Linked DNA regions of Homo sapiens: regions 1 and 2 are each linked to region 3. The links are chromatin loops, found by intact Hi-C in ENCODE. Cell type or tissue: mammary epithelial cell. All regions are shown on one strand. Each heading gives the region's core, and the rest is flanking DNA. Links, peaks and the distances in the headings are about the cores only.

Evidence for each region. Peaks named below come from ENCODE experiments on the same cell type or tissue, not always from the same donor. Only the 100,000 strongest peaks of a DNase experiment are listed, where the experiment ranks them.
Region 1: it touches region 3 in a loop (8-fold over the local background); 17 of 110 quality-filtered maps call a loop at or near these places.
Region 2: a loop joins it to region 3, with 9 times the contacts of the local background. A loop is called at or near these places in 6 of 110 quality-filtered maps.

The regions. Positions count from the first base shown.
Region 1 is chr6:4,004,843-4,012,149 of GRCh38, reverse strand. LOC124901245 (a long non-coding RNA gene) reads left to right here. Exons shown (of 2, transcript XR_007059415.1): 2 at 550-7,307. Among named protein-coding and RNA genes, the nearest start is that of PRP4K, 13 kb to the left of the region's middle. In mammary epithelial cell, for the core only: a CTCF peak has its summit at 3,557 (motif pointing right); a DNase peak (open chromatin) is centred at 3,579; H3K27ac peaks cover 305 bases.
Region 2 is chr6:3,822,699-3,830,005 of GRCh38, reverse strand. No RefSeq gene overlaps it. Among named protein-coding and RNA genes, the nearest start is that of FAM50B, 23 kb to the left of the region's middle. In mammary epithelial cell, for the core only: a CTCF peak has its summit at 4,366; DNase peaks (open chromatin) are centred at 3,835 and 4,395; H3K27ac peaks cover 3,198 bases.
Region 3 is chr6:3,929,228-3,936,534 of GRCh38, reverse strand. No RefSeq gene overlaps it. Among named protein-coding and RNA genes, the nearest start is that of TGILR, 21 kb to the right of the region's middle. RefSeq lists enhancers at 2,922-3,422, 3,423-3,923. In mammary epithelial cell, for the core only: a CTCF peak has its summit at 3,254 (motif pointing right); no DNase peak of the experiment used is centred there.

The DNA.
Region 1 (7,307 bases), core at 1,616-6,615, 75 kb before region 3:
CGAATTCCTAAGCATCTATATTAGTTAGCCCAGTGTTTCTCAAAGTCCACCGCATGTAAAAATCATCTAGGGAATCTTTCTAAAATGTGGATTCTGATTTAGTAGGTCTGGGGTGAGGTCTTCCCTTTTGCAATTCCAGCAAGTTCCCATGGGATGCTGGTACTGGTTAATGGAAGTCACTTAGAGTAGCAAGGAGCCTGTTTGCCTAGTATTTACAATGAGCACGTTTTGGGTATCATCAAAACAAGAGAATCTAAAAATGTATGGTGTGGGTGGAAGGTTGTGTTACTTGATATTTCAAAAAGATCATTGAAATCAGAAAATCTCAGAGATATGTTGGATTTCATCACATTTATTCTATGGCTTAATGTTGTTTTATTTTGAATATATAATAAGAGAGATACCACAAATCTTTAGCTATTAATATTTAGGGATGTTAATGTCCTTAATTCATATTGTCTCAAATGTGATTCATTCCCTCTATAGGTATACTAAAACAGGCATTCATGCCTACAAAACCATCTTCCTAACTTTCTTTCCTCTTTTTAGTCTCTTCCTGAACCAGTGACAGTGGTTCTCAAACATTTTGGTCTGAGGACCCCTTTATGGCCTTAAAAATGATCGAAGAGCTTTTATTTATGAAGGTAATACCTGCTAATACTTGTTGTAATCTATTAACATTGAGAAATGTAAAAATTTTTATTAATTCACTTAAAATATCAATAAACCCATTATTTGCTAATATAAATTGCACTTTTTAATGAAAAATAACTTTAGTTTCTACTGTGTGCTTCTGCATTTTGAAAATATGTCTAGGATACGGTATGTATTTAGGAGATATTTTCTAAATAAATGCATATTCATTTTTTAAAATGGGACAAATGTAGCATAGACATATTTTTGCTAACAATATCCATATAGTTGCAAATTTCACTTTTAGAATTTGCTTTCAAAAACAGGTTGTTTATTCTTCTTTGTTATGCCTTAGTTAGTAAATCATATATTATAAAACTTCTTCAATGCAATTGGTCTTTGGTCAGCCATTGACATAGGAAGAGTTAGAAAGAGTCCAGGGCTCCTTGGTACTGGCTGTGACTGGATAAGTAGGTTGTGGCTTAGTTTGTGTTTAGGTGTCATAACTAGGCTAGGTTTGGGTCCCAGAAAGTGCTAGCCTTACTGTAGGAGAGGAAGTGGTATTGCTGGGTGTGTCCTCAGGTCAGGAAGTGGGACGAGTGCAGTATGGAAGCCCAGGGGGGTCCTTGTGACTGGAGGAAAGGTGAGGTTTCCAGTAAAGGATTCAGAATTCGGGCATGGTGCAGCATGCCTATAGCCCCAGCTACTCAGGAGGCTGAAGTGGGAGGATCACTTGAGACCAGGAGTTCAAGGTTGCAGTGAGCTGTCATTGCGCCACTGCACCCCAGCCTGGGTGACAGAGTGAGACCTGTCTCAAAAATAAATACATAAAAATAATAATTAAAAAAAAAGGATTCAGAATTCTAGAATACATATTATCTTTCTATCATGCAGATCTGTTCTTAGGATTGTATTTTCCAAATCATGAATAAAATAATTTCCAAAATACTTATTGGGAAATTATATATATGTACTGTATTACTTGGAATAAAAATCAAATAAAAGTCAAACTTCTTAATGTGGCTGTAAAGCCTTGATTATTTAAACCTTGCCTATTTTTCAGTTTAATCTTTCAGCCACACTGGCCCTTGTGTTAATCCTAAAACATGCCATGCTTTTTCCTACATTAAAGCTTAGGGTTTTTGATATTTCTACTGCCTGGATTTCTCTGTTCTCACTCTTCCTCTTGATCACCATGACTTATTTTTCAAGTGTTGGCTTAAATGTCCGTCTCACAGATAGCCCTTATCTAAATAACAGCTTTCCCTCTGGTTCCTAGATAAATTAGGACCTGTTTTTTTCTATAACTTTCTTAAAGTATCCTATTATTTTCCCTGATAAAACCTTGTTGGACTGTTTGTCAGTATATTTATTTGCCTGTTTGTTTGGTGTCAGTTTCTCTTTTTTTCCTGTGTGTTTTGTTTGTTTGTTTTTTTGAGACGCAGTTTCACTCTGTCACCAGGCTGGAGTGCAATGGTGCAATCTCGGCTCACCACAACCTCCACCTCCCAGGTTCAAGCAATTCTTCTGCCTCAGCCTCCCGAGTAGCTGGGATTACAGGCATGTGCCACCATCCTGGCTAATTTTGTATTTTTAGTAGAGACAGGGTTTTTCCATGTTGGTCAGGCTGGTCGCAAACTCCCGACCTCAGGTGATCCGCCTGTCTTGGCCTCCCAAGGTGCTGAGATTACAGGCGTGAACCACCGCACCCGGCCTGTTTGTTTGTTTTCTTATTAGACTATAAACTATATGAGATCAGACCATGTCTCTTTTGTTTATCACTCTGGCCTACCTGCTAACACAGTGCTTACACATAATAGTAGGTGCTCAAGAAATACAGTGTTTGATGGATGAACGTAAAATTGTAAGAGCCTGAACTAGTGTAATATCGAAAATAGGGAGGAAGACATGAATTAGGAAAGCCTTTGAAAAATTAGCATGTTCTGTGATAAAGCTACATCTAGGCAATATTTTTTGATACTTTTAAAAAAAAAACTGTAATAGCTACCCAATATTTAGGAATGATACACATCACACATCTCAGTGAGGTATGTAGCCTTTTGTACTGGTGAAGAGAGCCAGGTGAAGTCTAACTCTAAGGATCTAAACACTCCATTCTAGTAGAGAGCCTGGAGAAGTGCTCTTGCATAAGCTCATCCATGTAAGACCATCCATAACTTAGTGAAATAATTTTCATTGCTGTTTAGTTGCAAAAATCACTCACTGTTTTGCCTCCATAAGATTATCGGTTTTAGTGTTTAATCGTTCACAGCCTTGTCAAAACCAAAATGGCTAGGGAGAGAACTATTTCCCTACATTAAAACTTCGAGCAATGCTCTTCATAGATTTTGTTTTGAATTGTTTAGGCCCATCTCAGAGTTCAAGACACTTAGTCTCTTCTAAGAGAAATCATGGTCACAACAAACAGAGATTAAATAAAGAGCAAGAAATTAGAAGAAACTCAAACCATTCACTTAGATTATTTGTTAGATTTTGGCCTTAAAAAGAGACAAAGTTGCTTGAAACAAGTGATTAAACTGACATTTTTAGATTATTATTTTATTCATACCTTTATTGTGAATAAATTGGCCACATGATAACATTTTATAATGTTAAATAAATATGATATATATAAATCTGTATACCACAACAATTAAATTGGAGGGCGATTTGCCATTTAAATAATTTATCATAGGATTTTTATAAGATCAAGCGCTTAGTGCATATCAAAGAGACAGAAAGTTTTCATTGCAGTTCTGCACGTTCACTGAGTACCTTTTATGTACCAGTTGCATTGTTCTAGAATCTTATCTATCATGTAAAGCTAGGTACACCTGAAATAGTTTAGTTATGGTGGCAAAGTTAGACTGCAGTTATTGGCTGGGAATTTTTTGTATATCTATGTACATCTTCCATAAGAGGGCAGCAAAGGACCAGCATGATTTTTTCCTTATCATGAAGTCATAGCAGAGATTGCCTCATATTGCAAACTTAATAGAAATCTTCTCAGAGTAAGGGCAAACAGAGGGCATGGTTACAAGTTTACTTACTGTCTAGCCTGTCTTTTATATGGTCTGATATGGCTTTTTAGTACATAGATTATCTCACATCACAGTGATAGCCTAGTGATTAAATGTTGATCCTGGGGTCAGTTGTCAGGCTTTAAATCCTGGAACCATAACTTAACTAGCTTCGTGGTCTAGAAAGACTACTCAGTCTTTCTGAGCCTCAGTTTCTTCCTCAATTTTTTATAAAAAGGAGGGCAAGGGATAGTAACAATGCCACTTCACATGGTTTTAATAAACAAAATAAAATTTGTGTCCTGAAGAGGCTAAGAACAGTTAAAAGGTGGAGCTAGAAAAACCACCCTATACTAGCCTTAGGTGTATTGTATTTATTTAAGTTAAACTCTTATTAAAAAGAGTCTCATAAAGGAAAATATAGGTCATTACTTTCTGTAACTACTTAGTATTTTTAGTTAACTAACATATATATCTATGTACTGACCAATTATTTGCTCGTACAATTTATCAAACCAATTAAATATACACTGTTAAATTTATTTCCCTGTCCCCCGAGACAGATCCTGGCTACGTTGCCCAGGCTGGAGTGCAGTGGCGCGATTTTGGCTCACTGCAACCTCTGCCTCCCAGGTTCAGGCAATTCTCCTGCCTCAGCCTCCTGAGTAGCTGGGATTACAGAGGCCTGCCACCATGCCTGGCTAATTTTTGTATTTTTAGTAGAGATGGGATTTCACCATGTTGGCCAGGGTGGTCTCAAACTCCTGACCTCAGGTGATCCAGCCGCCTCGGCCTCCCAGAGTGTTGGGATTACAAGCATGAGCCAGCACGCCTGGCCTGAAAATACATTTTGATGAACAAAAAATTTTTAATTTTTTTTTTTTTTTTTTTCCTGAGACAGAGCTTTGCTCTGTCACCCAGGCTGGAGTGCAATGGCGTGATCTTGCCTCACTGCAACCTATGCCTCCTGGGTTCAAGCAATTCTCCTGCCTCAGCCTCCCGAGTAGCTAGGATTACAGGCATGGGCCACCATGCCCGGCTAATTTTTTGTATTTTTAGTAGAGACGGGATTTCACCATGTTTGCCAGGCTGGTCTCAAACTCCTGACCTTGTGATCCGCCCCCGTGGCCTCCCAAAGTGCTGAGATTGCGGGCGTGAGCCACCACTCCCAGCCAAAAATTTTTTAATTTTAAAAGTCAATGTATATCATTTGTATTTTATAGTTAGTGCTTTTTTTGTATTGTTTAAATTTTTAAAATTCTTCCATTAATCTAAAATATTTTCATGTGTGCTTTCTACTAAGAGAATTTAAGTTTTGTTTTTGACATTATAGTTTTTAATACATTTGGATTTGGATCTTATATCTTGTATGATACAGAACTCTAATTTTCGCCTTTAACTACATGCATAATCATTTTTTCCACCTCCACTTATTGAATAGTTCCTAATTTTCCCATCAATATCATGTGTTTCTTCTGGCATAGCCAAAGTCCCATAAATGTGTGGGTCTGTTGTAGTTTCCTATTTAATTCAGTTAATTTGTCCAATTTGTTTTATTATGCCTTAATTACCACAGCTTCACAGTAAGTCTTTATGTCTGATAGGGCAGCTTCCTCTAGTGTCTTCAGAAATTTCCTGACTTTAAAAAAAATCCTTATTGTTCATGCTTTTTTAAAGAATTAGCTTTACATGATGCAAGAAAAAGATCTGTTGGAATTTTGATTGTAATTTTGTTAAATCTATAGGTCAACTAATTACAATATTGAATCTTCTTATGCACAAACATGGTATATTTCTCCATTTATTCAGGTCTTTATTTAATGTCTCCTAATGTCTTTTTGTAGTTTTTACTTAGAGATCTTACATATTTGTTATTATATTTACTCCTAGGTACTTGGTATTCTCTAAGATTATTGAAAATGCTGTCTTCTTTTTAATTACATTTTCAGGTATTTGTCATTGGTATAAAGAAATGTATTTGACAATAATCTTATATTCACCTTAAATTCTCTTATTTCTAATAAATTGTACTTTTTTTGGTTTTCTACAAAAATGATCATATCTAAAAATAAAGTTAGATTTGTTTATTCTTCTGCATCATTTTGAATTCAGTTTATTATTTCATGTGCTATTAGAACCTTTAATTTAGTATTATTTATTTTTTGATTTGTAAATCGGAATGCTTTTATTATCTTTTCATTTAGGATGATGTTTACTGTAGGTTACTTAGATACGCTCTATGGAAATCTCTTTTATTTTTTCTAAGACCTTTTATTATGAATTTAATGTTGAATTTTATCAAATGCTTTCTCTGCATTTATTAGAATAATTATGATTTTTCTCTATCTGTTATTATAATGGGTCAGATTTATAGATTTTTCTCATACTAAGCCTATCCTTGTATTCCTTGGATAAATCTAACTTGGTAATGTTTACTTTTTTCATAACTTTTAGCTATTAAGTAGATACCAAATTTTCTTTCAAGGTCAAGTTTGATAGTTATAAAAAACTAGTGATACTAAGTCATAGAAAATATACTTTAAAAAACTAGTGATACTAAGTCATAGAAAATATACTTTATTTTATAAAAAGACTTTAACTGTAAAAAGTAAAAAAAAAAAAAAAAAAAAAAAAAAAAAAAAAAAAAACCTGGCCGGGTGCGCTGGCTCACCCCTGTAATCCCAGCACTTTGGGAGGCCGAGGCAGGCAGATCACGAGGTCAGGGGATCGAGACCATCCTGGCTAACACGGCGAAACCCCGTCTTTACTAAAAATACAAAAAATCAGCCGGGCGTGGTGGTGGGCGCCCGTATTCCCAGCTACTCGGGAGGCTGAGGCAGGGGAATGGCGTGAACCCTGGGGGGGCGGAGCTTGCAGTGAGCCAAGATTGCGCCACTGCACTCCAGCCTGGGAGACAGAGCAAGACTCTGCCTCAAAAAAAAAAAAAAAAAAAACCCCTAGAATTTTAATTACTGCCTTTACTTTTAATTCAGTGGTTTTTAGTATATTCACAGAGTTGTGTAACAATCACCATGATCAATTTTAGCATATTTTTATTACTTCAAAAAGCAACTCTGGACTCATGAGCAGTCATTCACTCCCCATCTGCTCCCAACCCCTTTGTTCCCATCCGCCCACCCAGCCCTAGGCAGCCACTAATCTACTTTCTGTCTCTACAGATTTGCCTGTTCTGGACCTTTCATATAAATGCAATCAGGCAAAAGAAAGGAGATTTCAGTGCTCAGTGTTGCCAGGTATCTCTGCCTCCAGTTTTGCACCTTCCTGGAAAGCTCATTTTGTTCAGATTGTCTGCCTGCCTCTATCTATCCTGCCTTCAGTGGATGGCAGAGATTTCATCTCTTTTGTTTGCACAGCCTTGAAAGGTGCTTGATACAGAGATGCTTGGTAAATACTTGCAGAATAAATTATAAAAGTAACACATACTCATAAAAATTTTAAAGTAAAAATATGTATAGTAATAAACACTTGGTGCTTATTACATATCATCCAGTGGGATAAATGCTTGTAAGTATAGTCAGCCTTCTGTTTCCCTGGGTTCCAGATTTGTGGATTCAACCAACTGTGGCTCTAAAATATCTGGGGGGAAAATGGCATCTGTACTGAACATGTACATACTTCTTTTCTTGTCATTCC
Region 2 (7,307 bases), core at 1,461-6,460, 110 kb after region 3:
AACAGGACAAAACACAAGGCCCCAGGGAAGGAAGGAGCCAAGGAGCTATGGCTTCATTAGCTTCCTGGAGATCCACCTCTACCTACATTTCCTGGTTCATTCTTTCCCTCTTGATAGACACGGTGGGGAAAACAAGATGCTCATCAGATATGTCCTGAGGGTTCCAGGAGAGAGATTCAATGAGTGCAGAGGTCAAAGCTCATGGCTGTCCGGCTGCAGGGACCTGCAAATGTGCTTTTATTTGGCCTGTGCCGTGTTTAATTTTTTTTTTTTTTCTGAATAAGTGGCTAAAATTTAAAACTGGAAGATCTTACATTAGAAACTGGATATCTTGTTTTTCCTGGAAATTAGGAAGATCTGGAAAACTGGACCTGCATTCCCACAGGGCAATAAGTAGCCAGAAGGGATGAGTGGTTGCCCCTTAGATAAGCTCTGAGCTCTGCAGGTCTTCCGGCCTCACCAGCCCACAGAAGCCCTCACACTCATCTTTCTCACTGTCTGATTCCTGGGGTGGTTCAAGCATGCACTGTGTGGGTTGGAGCAATAAGACACGAACCCAGATGTCTACAGAACAAGACAGTGAAGACTAAGTGTTATGCTGCACGGTCGCTGAGCCCATGGCGGAAGCTTCATATTTGTCAAGTGAATAAATGGCTGCAGATATGAAAGACTATAGTGCAGTTTTGGTGAATATGCCAGGGAGATGGAGAGTCAAGCAATAAACTTATCTGTTCAGAATCTTCTCCAAACAGCACATCTCATACAGCTTTCTTCCTTTACTATTTAATCTTTAATATAATACCCATTATCTGCTAATAATAGTAGACCCTACTTCGGATCCTTAAAGGAAGCTTGCACAAAAACTTCTCAAATAAGTGGATAAATGAGAAAGAAAAGGCAAAACTGCAGTCCCATTGGTGAATTACTTCAAATTTGTCATGAAACCTGGGTTTATTTTTATCTTTCTTTTAGACTCAACCGTAGTTTTGTCCATTCTATGTAGCCCTTAAAAAAATAAACACCATAGTATGGTGGTTCCTCAAAAAATTAGAAATAGAATTACCATACAGTTTCAGCAATTCCACTTCTGGGTATATATCCAAAATAACTGAACGCAAGGACTCAACCAGGTATTTACCCACCCATGTTCACGGCAGCATATTCACAACAGCCAAAAGGTGGAAGCAATGCAAGCGTCCATCCACAGATGAATAGATAAGCAAAATGAGGTTCAGCTGCACAATGGAATATTATTCAGTCTTAAAAAGAAAGGACACTCTGACACGTGCGACAACATGGATGAACCTTGAGGACATTATGCTCAGTGAAATAAGCGAGTCACAAAAGGACAAATTTTGTATGATTCTACTTACATGAGGTGCCTAGAGTAACCAAATTGACAGAGACAGAGAGTAAAAGGGTAGTTACCAAGGGTTAGAGGAGTGGGGGATGGGAGTTATTATTTAATTGGGACAGAGTTTCAGTTTGGGAAGATGAGAAAGTTCTGGAGACGGATGGGGGTGATGGTTGCACAACAATGTAAATGAACTTAATACCACTGAAGTGTACACTTAAAAACAGTTAAGATGATAAATTTCATTATGGGTATTTTGCCATAATACAAAATAGGTATAAAACATACACTTGTGAATTTCAGTTTCTCATTTAAAGTCAAAATTAAACACAGATTACTTCCCTGAGAGGATATGGAACAGCTATCAGGGAAGCAGATGGAATGGGAAGATGAAACTCAGAGTTCACTAAGCTAATTGGCCAATTGAGGGGGGACCCATAGTACTTTAAGGTAAGCTACTGTCTGACCTCTGCAACCCTCCAGGCCAATAAACACCTCCTCCCTTTAGTTAGACAAATGCTGGGAGAATCAGAATTCAATTTTCACAAACTTTTTCAAAATATTATTTAAAGAAGATGCAGAAAAGCCAGTTAAATGTGGGTAAGGCTGGCCTAACCAACGTTTTTAGAAAACACTTAGCATTACTTGGTCAAAGCAACATCGCAGCCCAAGAAGACCAGCGTATGAAGTGATAACATCTATAGTTGCAGAGGTCTGTTCTGGGACCAGCCAGGGATGCAGACCCCAACCTGGGACACAGATGAACCAGGAGTGTTAAATAGTAATATTTGCATGAATGCACAGTTAGATAGTGTATATATTGAGTTGTATATTTTCTTTTTTCTCTTTTTTTGAGATGGAGTCTCACTCTGTTGCCCAGGCTGGAGTGCAGTGGCTGATCTCAGCTCACTGCAACCTCTGCTGCCTGGGCTCAAGCAATTCTCCTGCCTCAGCCTCCCGATTACCTGGGATTACAGGCACCTGCTACCATGCCCGGCTGATGTTTTTTTTTGAGACAGAGTCTTGCTCTGTTGGCCAGATTGGAGTGCAGTGGTGCGATCTCGGTTCACTGCAACCTCCACCTCACGGGCGCAAGCAATTCTCCTGCCTCAGCTCCTCTCAGTAGCTGGGATTACAGGCGTGCGCCACCATGCCCAGCTAATTTTTGCATTTTTAGTAGAGATGGGGTTTTACCATGTTGGCCAGGCTGGTCTCGAACTCTTGACCTCAGGTAATCCACCCGCCTCAGCTTCCCAAGGTGTTGGGATTACAGGTGTGAGCCACCGTGCCCGTTCAATTTTTGTAGTTTTAGTAGAGACGGGGTGTTACCATCTTGGCCAGGCTGGTCTTGAAATCCTGACCTCATGATCCACCCGCCTTGGACTCCCTAAGTGCTGGGATTACAGGCGTGAGCCACCATGCCTGGCCAGTTGTATATTTTCATTAGTGTGGCTCTAATAAACATAAATGTCTAATCTTATCATGCCGAACATGATTATACTAAAATACACAGGGAGTTTCTGAAACACATACATGCTTTTTAATAATGAATCTGCTTATTATCGTGTTATTCTCTTAGATCACACAGCACACAAACACTCACAGTCGTTCAGAATCCTTGCCATCAATCTGGGTTCTGACCTTAGCTAGCTGTCCGACCTCAGGCAAGATACCTCCTGGGACCTGAATGTCCTCATCTGTAAAACTGCAACAACTCTATCTACCTGGCAGCATTGTTGTGAAGATGAAATGAGTTAGTGCAAGTAAAGTCCTTTTTAAAGCTGGGTCTATCACATAGTAAGTGCTCAATAAATTTAGCAATATGTGTTTGTGAGCAGGTAAGAGCAGTATCTGGATAGCTCCTGTCTCTGACCCACCCGATCCCTTCCTCGTATTTACAAGTCATTGATATTTTAGTTTCAAATTCATGTGTCCAAATTCTTTGTTAGACTTTTCCTTTCCTATTAGCCCTTTCACTCCAGAGCAAGGATGGTAAGACGCTCAGGGAAAGGTTGTGATGTGATCACAGATTGCTGTCTACATTCACACTCAGCTAGGGTTACTTGCAGGAGAAACCTGCCCCTAAGCACACAGTCCACGTGTGCCAGGGGTGGACGCACACAAGGGCCCTGCTGCCACCATGGCTGGGACCTTGCCCGCCTTGGGCACAGGCAGGGCCCAGCTTTTCAGATGAGATCACCAGTGTCTGACCCAGGAGCCAAGTGCTCAGGCCAAAAGACTCCAAATTAAGCCAGCTGAGGTGCTTTCTTTTGAGATGGGAGAACATGTGTTCCATTCTTAAGGGGAGAAAGCAACTCAGGACTTCATGTTTTCATTGTACTTGGCTCTCACTGCCTCTAACTCCAGGCGTTTGTGGAACAGGGAAATGAGCTCCGAGTCAAATGATAAAGCTGATATGATTCATGTGTCTTTCAGGAGGAAAGAGACAGGAAACGGAGGCCTGGCTGCCTGGGCTGTGACGTTGCCCCTCTGGCATGCTGTCCGGGCCTGGAAAAATGCAGCTGGCACTGCCTTGAGGATTCGGAGCAGACAGGAGTTATGTGGTTGCTTGGCCAACTCCCGAGTACAATAAACTTAATCTTGGAAGTCTTACTCTCGAGGGTGAGGAAAGGGTGAAATGTCGGTATGTAGACTCTGTCGCCAAGAAGCACAGGAGAAATGAAAGAAGAAACAAATCCCTTCAGTTAAAATGCCAGTGGAAAAACACTTCTGAAAAACAAACACCGAGAAGCACAATGTGTTTTTATGTGCTTGAGATTTTTTAAAAACGAGTTTTGGAAAATAGTCTCTTGATGTTTACATAGTTCCCCGTGAATAAAGGGCAACTGGGAATTTGGACTGGCCTGGCTCTCAAGTAGGGGTCCGCAACCTGCAGCCCGAGGGCCCGTCGGTCGCTGCTGGCTTCTTTCTATGAATGCTGCCCTACTGAACACAGCCGCGCCCCTCCGTGACCTGTGCCTGCGGCTGCTCTCATACTACCACGACAGAGCGGTGGGGGGCGTTGCAGCACTCACCTCACAGCACACATACATCAAAATAGTTACTGTCTGATCCTTTACAGAAAAAGTTGACTGATCCTTGGTCTAAAACAGGAGAGGGAAGTACTCACTCACCTCAGTGCCCATTTCATGCAGAGCTGCAAGAGCTCTCTGCCCTACCACAGTGCGGCCACCTAATTGTCTCTCCTTGGCAGAACACATGCTTGGCTGGCGGCTGTGGGGAGGGCAATCTGGCTAAATAATGCATCAGCAGGGCTGCCTCTGTTCTTAGTTTTCCTGCAGACTTTGCTGGGTCATGCAGCTAGGTTAGATTTCAGAGGGTCCTGCAGAACCACACTGACTTCTAGTTCCCTGTCTCCTTGTCTGTAGGCCCTGTGAGTGCAGGGCAAGGCCAGCTCATTTTTGCATCTAATTTGTACCATAGAATCGGTGCTGAATAAATGTTTTTTTTTTTTTTGAGACAGAGTTTCGCTCTTGTTGCCCAGGCTGGAGTGAAGTGGCACCATCTGGACTCACTGAAACCTCCACCTCCCAGGTTCAAGCGATTCTCCTGCCTCTGCCTCCCAAGTAGACAGGATTACAGGCATGCACTACCATGCCTGGCTAATTTTTGTATTTTTAGTAGAGATGGGGTTTTACCATGTTGGCCAGGCTGGCCTCAAACTCCTAACCTCAGGTGATCCACCCGCCTCAGCCTCCTAAAGTGCTAGGATTACAGGCTGAGCCACTGTGCCTGGCCATTAAATGTGATTTTAAATAATAAACAAGTGCACACACACTAGATTACATTTTCAGAATTACCAAGTGAGTGGGAGTCTCAACCCCATCTGTTGAGACCTTATCCCACGCAGACTGTCCAGAACCTCAACCCAGCAGGGTTCGACCCAGATATGAGGGTTGCAGGGCAGCTACAAAGGTAGCCCCTCTTCAAGCCAATATACGTATTTTTACATTAGTCCACATTATTTAGTGGGAAGAAATAAATTTTCTTTTAGTAAAACTTGGTAAAAGATATATCTTTTACCATATATCATACCAAGATACCATATATCTTCCTTTCCATCAAGGGCTTTATCAGCACGTTGAATACAACAGAACATCTCAACGTGCTGAGTTTGGAATTGGCTTTCAGTTCACAGTTTTTCTATCACTTGTGACTAGATTATGATTCAGTCATTCACACCAAGAATTGAAATAACAATCTAATTCAACATTGATTTAATAATTATTAATTGTTCTTCCTGGCCTTCATTACCCTAAAAACATGTTGCTGTTGTTGTTGTTTTTTTCTGGAGGCCTTATTCTCTTGAGTTTTCTTTTGCAATTTTCTGAACACAACAATTTCTTGGTTACATGTTAAATACTTTGAAATTTATGCAATAAAACAAAACCGCGCAGTCCCAGGAAACATCCCTCTACAGCGCATTACTTGGTTTCGGAATCTCGTTGACCATGGGGTCAGCTTCAGCAGGCTGGTTTCAAGTTTGGTGTCGGGAACCCAGGGGCCGCCCCCTTCAATATTTCCCCAACTAAGAAAGGTGAGCACAGGCAAGGGGATCTGTCTTGCTTCCTCTTCAAGGCTTGACTACTATGGTTGGTATAGGACAGGCTTATATTTAGCCATTTATCTAATGAGTTGTATGTGGAAACCTGAATTCATCAACATCCCGGTTGTGATGGATTCCAGTAAGGTTCGAGCACATCCATATTCCTGGTGCAAGACAAGTCTCCTGAGTGTCCCGCCTCCTAATCCCGCTTAGCTGCCTCACTTCCTTCCTTCACAAAGATTGAGTCAATTTACAATCTTAGAGCAACAGATCACCACAGAACAATAATGATAGTAATGATGGCTCCCATCAGACCGTGAGCTCCATCAATAGGGATATCTGTCTCTTTTGTTTGCTCACTGCTAACACCACACTCCAGGGCCCAGTCCAGCACTGCTACGGCCAAGGGAAGTAGAGTCTGGCTAGCAAACCATCAGGTTGCAATAGACAGGCACTCAATAAATACTTGCCAAATGAATGAATTTGCTGAAAGCTTACTGTGGGTAAAGTTCTTTCTGTGTCATTTCATTTAACCCTCGTGACCATTACTGTGAGCAAAGCATTGCTGTATCCATTTAACAGGTGAAAAATTGAGGCTCTGTGTGCAGTTAATTGACTTGACCACATACATTCAGCTGGTGTAAGGGGCACCCAGTTGGACTCAGGCCTACTTGGCGTCACAACCTTTACTCTTTCCACAATGCAACTCAGTCCCTGGGGCCATGCAGTTGGCTCTATTAGGGAATGAATCCTGGTATTCAGACCGGTCAGGCATGGAACATGCCTGTGCAGTTACTGGCTCACCACAAAATATTAATTACCACAGGGGAATAGGTTAAAGGCTATTTGTAGGGTAGCAGGAAGCCTAATCTATTGCCAGCTGCAGATAAAGACCAGCCAGAACTCTAGCATATCACTGGCAATGAGGAGTGGCTTTGTTTGACTCTGTGTGGGCAGGTTTTGTCGGATAGCAAGAGCACCCGGGCTGGTATTGCAGAAAGCAGTGTATAAGGATTCTGTAATCCTACTCTTAATTTGTCTAGTCAAATGCAGGTTTTATAACAGATGGGCTCTGGCTTACGGTCCATGGCCAGACAGGGAGAACTATGTATCACATGTAATGTAGTCCCGTGTGTGAGCGCTCCAGGTCACATAGCACCAGGTCACATGTGCTTCAGGTCAGCATGGCTAAATATGAAAGGACACACACCCAGCTCGGCGCGGTGGCTCCCATGCCTGTAATCCCAGCACTGTGGGAGGCCGAGGCGGGAGGATCACCTGAGGTCGGGAGTTCGAGACCAGCCTGGCCAACATGCTGAAACCCCTTCTCTACTAAAAATACAAAAATTAGCCAGGCGTGATAGCGGGTGCCTCTAATCCCAGCTA
Region 3 (7,307 bases), core at 1,368-6,367:
AAACCTTTAGCCAGACTAAGGAAGACAGTAGAAACAATACTAACACCAGAAAATAAAGATGGGCCATTGTGATGCCATGAACATTAAAGGGATAATAAAGGATTATTATGAACAACTCTACGTCCACACATTTGATAGCCTAGATAAAATGGATCAATTCCTTGTATCAATTCCTCTATCCAGACTCTCAGAAGACACATAGGTAATCTCAATAGAACTAAGTCTGCTAAATTTTAATCAATAAGCTTCCAGCTAGGCATGGTGGCTCACACCTGTAATTACAGCACTTTGGGAGGCTGAGGCAGGAGGATCCCTTGAGTCCAGGAGTTCAAGACCAGCCTGGGCAACATAGTGAGACCCTGTCTCCACACTAACTAAAAAAATTAGCTGGACATGGTGACATGTGCCTGCAGTCCCAGCTACTTGCAAGGCTGAGGTGGGAGGATCGCTTGAGCCTGGGAGTTTGAAGCTATAGTGACCCATGATAGTGCCACTGCACTCAGCCTGGGTGACAGAGTGAAACCCTGTCTCAAAAAAACAAACAAAACAAAACAAAACAAAAACAACTTCCAAAACAGAAAGCAGCAGGCCCAAATAGATTCACAGGTGAATTCTACCAACATGTAAGGAAGAAATTATACCAATTCTCTACAATCTTTTCTAGAATGTAAAAGAAGAGAGAATAATTTCTAACTCATCCTACGAAGCCAGTATTACTCTAATATAAAAACCAAAAACATTACAAGAAAGGAAAACTATAGACTGATATCACTGATGAACGTAGACAGAATAATCCTCAACAAAATATTAGCAAATCAAATCCAGCAGTGTATTATTTCAGGCATGCAAGCCTGGTTCACCATTTGAAGGTCAATTAATGCAATCTATCACATGAACATGCTAAAGAATAAAATATATGATCATATCAATAGATGCAGAAAAAGTATTTGATAAAATTCAAACTCATTCATGACTAAAAAAAAAAAAAAAAAACTCTCCACAAACCAGGAACAAAGGGTAATTTCCTTAATTTTATAAGAAATATTTACCAAAACCCTACAGCTAACCTCATACTAAGAGTGAGAAAGTAGATGCTTTCCTGGTAACATCAGGAATAAGGCAAGGACATCCCCTCTTACACCATTTAGACTCAACATTGTTGCGATGTCCTAGCTTACACAATAAAACAAGAAAAGGAAAGAGACAACACAGTCCCTGGGTGTCTATGGAAAATTGATTCCAGGAACCTGTCTTTCATACCCAAATCCATGGATCCTTAAGTTCCTTATATAAAATGGTGTCGTATTCGCATGTAACCTACATACACCCTCCCACAAACTTTAAATTACCTCTAGATTATACTACCTAAAAATGCTATGAAAAATAGTTGTTATGCTGTATTGTTTTTTAAGTGGTATTTTTAAAATTGTCTTTTCCCAAATAGTTTGATCCATGGTTGGTTGAATTCGTGGATGCAGAACCCACATATATGAAGAGCTGATTGTAAATAGATTGGAAAGGAAGAAACAAAACCATCTTTTTTTTTTGTACATTACATGACTGTCTATGTAGAAAATCCCAAAGGATCAACGGAAGTCCTAAAACTGCTGAACAATTATAGTAAGCCTGCAGGATACAAGATTAATATAAAAATATCCATTGCCTTCCTGCATACCAATAATGAACAATTGGAATTTGAAATTTAAAACAAATTGTCATTTAAATTATTTAGCACCAAAAAGAAAGAAAGATTTAGGTTCAAATCTAACAAACCAAGTACGAGATCTATATGAAGAAAACTACAAAACTCTGTTGAAAGACATCAAAAAAGATCTAAATAAATTGAGAAATAATCCATGTTTGTGACTAGAAAAACTCAACATTGGCAAGATTTCAGTTTTTCCAGACCTGATCTACAGATTCAACACAATCCCAATCAAATCCCAGCAAGTTATATTGTAGATATCAACAAACTGATTCTAGGGTTTATATGGAAAGGCAAAAGACCCAGAATAGTCAACAAAAATATTGAAGGAGAATAATAAAGTCAGAGAAATAATGCTATACAACTTCAAGATTTACTATAAAGTTACAATAATCAAGACAGTGTAATATTGATGAAAGATTAGTGAAATAGATCTATGACATACAAGTGAGATCTCAGAAATAGATCCACATAAATAGAGTCAACTTGTCTTTGACAAAGGACAAAGACAATTCAATGGAGCAAAGATGGTCTTTTCAACTAATGATACTGGATCAACTGGACATCCACATACAAAAAAGACCTTAGACACAGACCTTACACCCTTTCTAAAAATTAACTCAAGATGGATCACAGACCTAAATGTAAAATATAAAACTATCAAACTCTAAAAGATAACATAGGAGGCCAGGCATGGTGGCTCACACCTGTAATTCCAATGCTTTGAGAGGCTGAGGCTGGAGGATCACTTGAGGCCCGGAATTTGAGACCAGCCTGGGCAACATAGTGAGACCTCGTCTCTAGAAAAAATAAAATTAGCCCAATGTGATGGTATGCATCTGTGTCCCAGCTCCTTGGGAGGCTGAGGCAGGAGGATTGCTTGAGCCTGGAAGGTCAAGGCTGCAGTGAACCGAGACTGCACCACTGCACTACAGCCTGAGTAACAGAGTGACAACCTGTCTCAAAAAAGAATTTTTTTTTTGTATAGCTGTACGATGTGTTTGTGTTTTAACAGTCAAAAGTTAAAAAACATAAAAAAGTTTATAAAAAAAAGTTACAGTGAGCTAAGGTTTATTTTTGAAGAAAAAGGATTTATAAATGTAAATTTATAAAAACATGAATTTATTAAAAAAATTTATACATTTAGGCCAGGCGCGATGGCTCATGCCTGTAATGCTTTGGGAGGCTGAGGCCAGTGGATCACCTGAGGTCAGGAGTTCGAGGCCAGCCTGGCCAACATGGCGAAACCCCGTCTCTACTAAAAACACAAACATTAGCTGGGTGTGGTGGCAGGAGCCTGTAATCCCAGCTGCCCCGGAGGCTGAGGCAGGAGAATCGCTGGAACCCAGGAGGCGGAGGCCTCAGTGAGCTGAGATTGAGCCATTGCACTTCAGCCTGGGCAACGGAGCAAGACTCTGTCTCAAAAAAAAAAAAAAAAAAAAAAAACGGGAAAGAAATAAAACAATGTACAGAGTGAATGGGCTATGTGGGCTTGAACTGGAATGATATGCCACTAGACGGCTCCGGACCTGTCCACTGGGGCCACCAGAGGGCAGCGACGGCCTGGGAAGGTGCAACCACCTGCCGCATGTGCTTCCTGCTGTTCCTTGTACCCCCAATTCAGAGCTCAAAACTTGAGTCCTCCCTGAGTTCTGGCCTGAGCTGAGTGACTTGCCTAAGTTTCAGGACAGTGACCCCGGGGGCACCCCTTTTTGGCACTGACTGGCTGAGTTCACGAAAGGCGCCTCTGAAGGGAGTGAGGTGTGACTTCCCTCCGAGTGCCTGGGACAGGACTGACCAGGCAACCAGGCAGCACTGACAAGAGGTGGGGACACCGAGCAGCTCTTTTCCTGGACCTTCCCTCCCGCTCTGTGGACTTCAGGGAGGATGCGCTTCAGAGCTCCTCACGAGTGAGCCACACGTGGAGACAGTGTGGGGGCATCCACCTCCTGGCCCATAGCACCCCACAAAAGATGTTGTTCTAGCCATAGTCTCCTGTATTGTCGCTTGCCTTGATGCTGCACCAATTCACCCCTCAACCGGGGGTACAAGAGATCACACTCTGGGAGACCAGTGGCACAATGTTTAATTTTTAAAAGGGAGCTTCAGCTCCCAGGCTGAGGCAGGTGGATTGCTCGAGGCCAGGAGTTGGAGTCCAACCTGGGCAACACCATGAGATCCCATCTAAAAAAAAAGAGAGAGAACACTTTATCCCTGCCCTTCCTAAGCCCTAATAAATTACTATGTGTGTGTGTGCACAGGTACACATGCTTGTGTGTATATATATGTGGAAAATCCAAAATTTATATGTTAAAATAATTTTGCACGGTGCAGTGGCTCACGCCTGTAATCCCAGCACTTTGGGAGGCCAAGGCGGATGGATCACTTGAGCTCAGGAGCTCTAGACCAGCCTGTGCAACATGGTGAAACCCCGTCTCTACCAAAAATAAAAAAATTAGCCAGGTGTGATGGCGCATGCCTGTGGTCCCAGCTATTCAGGAGGCTGAGGCACAAGAATCACTTGAATCTGAGAGGCAGAGGTTGCAGTGCACTGAGATGGCACCACTGTACTCCAGCCTGGGTGACAGAACGAGACTGCATCTCAAATAATAATAATGTGTTCTTCCTGTCACATGGAATCTTTATACTACAGATAAAACAACTAGGCCGGGTGTGATGGCTCACGCCTGTAATCCCAGCACTTTGGGAGGCCAAGGAGGGTGGATCACTTGAGGTCAGGAGTTCAAGACTAGTCTGGCCAACATGGTAAAACTCCATCTCTACTAAAAATACAAAAATTAGCCAGGCGTGGTGGCACACACCTGTAGTCCCAGCTACTCGGAGGACTCAGGCAGGAAAATTGCTTGAACTTGGGAGGTGGAGGCTGCAATTTATTTTATATAACAACAAAAAGGTGGCACTAACTGGCGTCTGTGCCTCTACAACATAGGTTCTAAATTAACTTGAACATTGGGTAACACAAGCCAATTGACAAAACTTGGCATTCATCAAAACTGTGGATTGAATTATGGTTATATCTTGGAATCCTATTAAATTTAATCATGGTGGCCGGGCATGGTGGCTCACGCCTGTAATCCCAGCACTTTGGGAGGCTGAGGCGGGCGGATCACGAGGTCAAGAGATCGAGACCATCCTGGACAACACAGTGAAACCCTGTCTTTACTAAAAATACAAAAATTAGCTGGGTGTGGTGGCGCGTCCCTATAATCCCAGCTGCTCAGGAGGTTGAGGTATGAGAATCTCCTGAACCCAGGAGGCAGAGGTTGCAGCGAGCCGAGATCGCGCCCCTGCACTCCAGCCTGGTGACAGAGCGAGACTCCGTCTCAAAACAAAAAACAAAAAACAAAAAAATTTAATCATGGTGTACTCCTATAATCTTAGAAAAGTCACTGAATATAAAATAGAGGAAAATTAGGTATGCCTCACTTTAACTGTAGCCTTGCCTAAATTTCCCATAGTCAAAGTAGCCATTGCCCTAAAATATCTCAGATTGCACATAGTTCCTCCAACACAATGAATAATAAATTAAAATAAGTCTTTGGCACTTACAAATTGGCTTGATAAAATACAGCCTACAGGTTCTCAGGGAAAATAGTTAATATGGCCCAATGTAAAAAAACAGGGCCTTCAAGGATTAAAATTTATTATATAAAATCTAATTAATAAAGAGATGATTATTCCCCAGTGCTTCTCCATTTGACAGCCCTGTTCTTAACTTTGCCAGTTCTCTTTTTTTTTTTTTTGAGACGGAGTCTCACTCTGTTGCCCAGGCTGGAGTGCAATGGCGCAATCTCGGCTCACTGAAACCTCCACCTCCCAGGTTCAAGTGATTCTCCCACCTCAGCCTTCTGAGTAGCTGGGATTACAGGCAGGCACCACCATACCTGGCTAATTTTGTATTTTTAGTAGAGACGGGGTTTCATCATGTTAGTCAGGCTGGACTCGAACTCCTGACCTCAGGTGATCCGTCCACCTTGGCCTCCCAAAGTGCTGGGATTACAGGTGTGAACCACTGGCCCAGCCAAACTTTGCCAGTTATTAAACCTAGAAAAAATAAATAACACCTCATGGTGATGACTCCAACCTTAACCCTGAGGTCCCATCCATTAGCCTTCATACACATTACTCAGTTTTATTAAAATAACTGACCTCATCCAATCAACAACCAGGAAATATTTTGATATTATAGATTTGGCTAATATGTTCTGCATACTGCCTCTTTTCACGGCCTCTCAGCCACAGTCTACATTCACCTCTGAAAGGACACGGTACACCACAGGGTACACAGCTTTGCCACCATGCACAGTCTTGGCAGACAGGATCTCAAATACATCTATTTTCACCCAGGAGCACAGGTATGACATTACATTAATGCCTTCCTCTCCCCAGGCTATTCATTTGACACACTCATTAAGGGCATACAAGACCAACACCTAGTCCTTTTGGGGTTCTGGTAGCAACATATTTCATATTTACACATTTTCCTTAATCTCACTGCTGCTGCTACTTACCAAGCAGTCCACCCTAAATGGAGCTTTCACCAAAAGAAGCCTCTAAGATCTGTGAAAATTAAAATCAACAGGCAGTCCTAGTAGTGCCTCCAAGATTCTTTCACTGCAAAGGCTTTGGCAACCTCTTCTCAGCCATCTCCTGTAGTCTCTGGACCACCTACAATAGCCATAAGTTGCCCAGAGGCTTCTGATGCAGGAAACTGCCCCTTTCAGCCTTGTGCTATACTCCATTAAAACAAATGCACAGCTAATGCTAGACGCCTTTTTTTTTTTTTGACAGGGTTTCTCTGTCGTCCAGGCTGGAATGCAGTGGCACCATCACGGTTCACTACAGCCTCAACCTCCTGGGCTTAAGAGATCCTTCCACCACAGCCTCCCCAGTAGCTGGGACTACAGATGTGCACCACCATGCTGGTAGAGACTGGGTTTTACCACATTGCCCAGGCTGGTCTTGAACTCCAGGCTCAAGCAATCCTCCTGCCTTGGCTCCCCAAAGTGCTGGGATTACATGCGTGAGCCACCGCGCCCGGCCTTGGACTGTCTTGGAAACAGAGAGAGGCTCTCATAGACCTTGAACTTGTGACCCTCCATCATAAAAATGATGGTGCTCCATGGAATGTAGCTGCTTTCCATCCCTTATCCAGGATGTCCCCGATAATGGATGAGACAGCTCAGGCAGTCAGCACTGGGTGCCCTGGCCAAAAAATGGCCCCATCTCCACAGACATTGCAAATTCTTGGGCCATTGCCTAGGAGTTGTCCCTTTCAGGGTAAAAAACTCTTGGAATCTCTTGCCTGACGTATTCCCAAAATGTAAATCAAAACCATACTTTTCTGCATGTACTAAGGTCACAGTGCAAGGTCCTGCCAGGACACTCCTGATCTCCTTCTGAGTTACAGACACTACTGTTAGTAACCAAGGCATGCACTACACTTCTCAAAGTATACTGGGCTCTTGAAAAAGGCATTCCATAGAAATGTCATATCCCTGATAAGTCCCAGATTAGCTGCTTTGACTGAGAGATGCAACATTCTCCTCAAATGAGTCCTCTTCAAGTTTCAGTCTGGAAA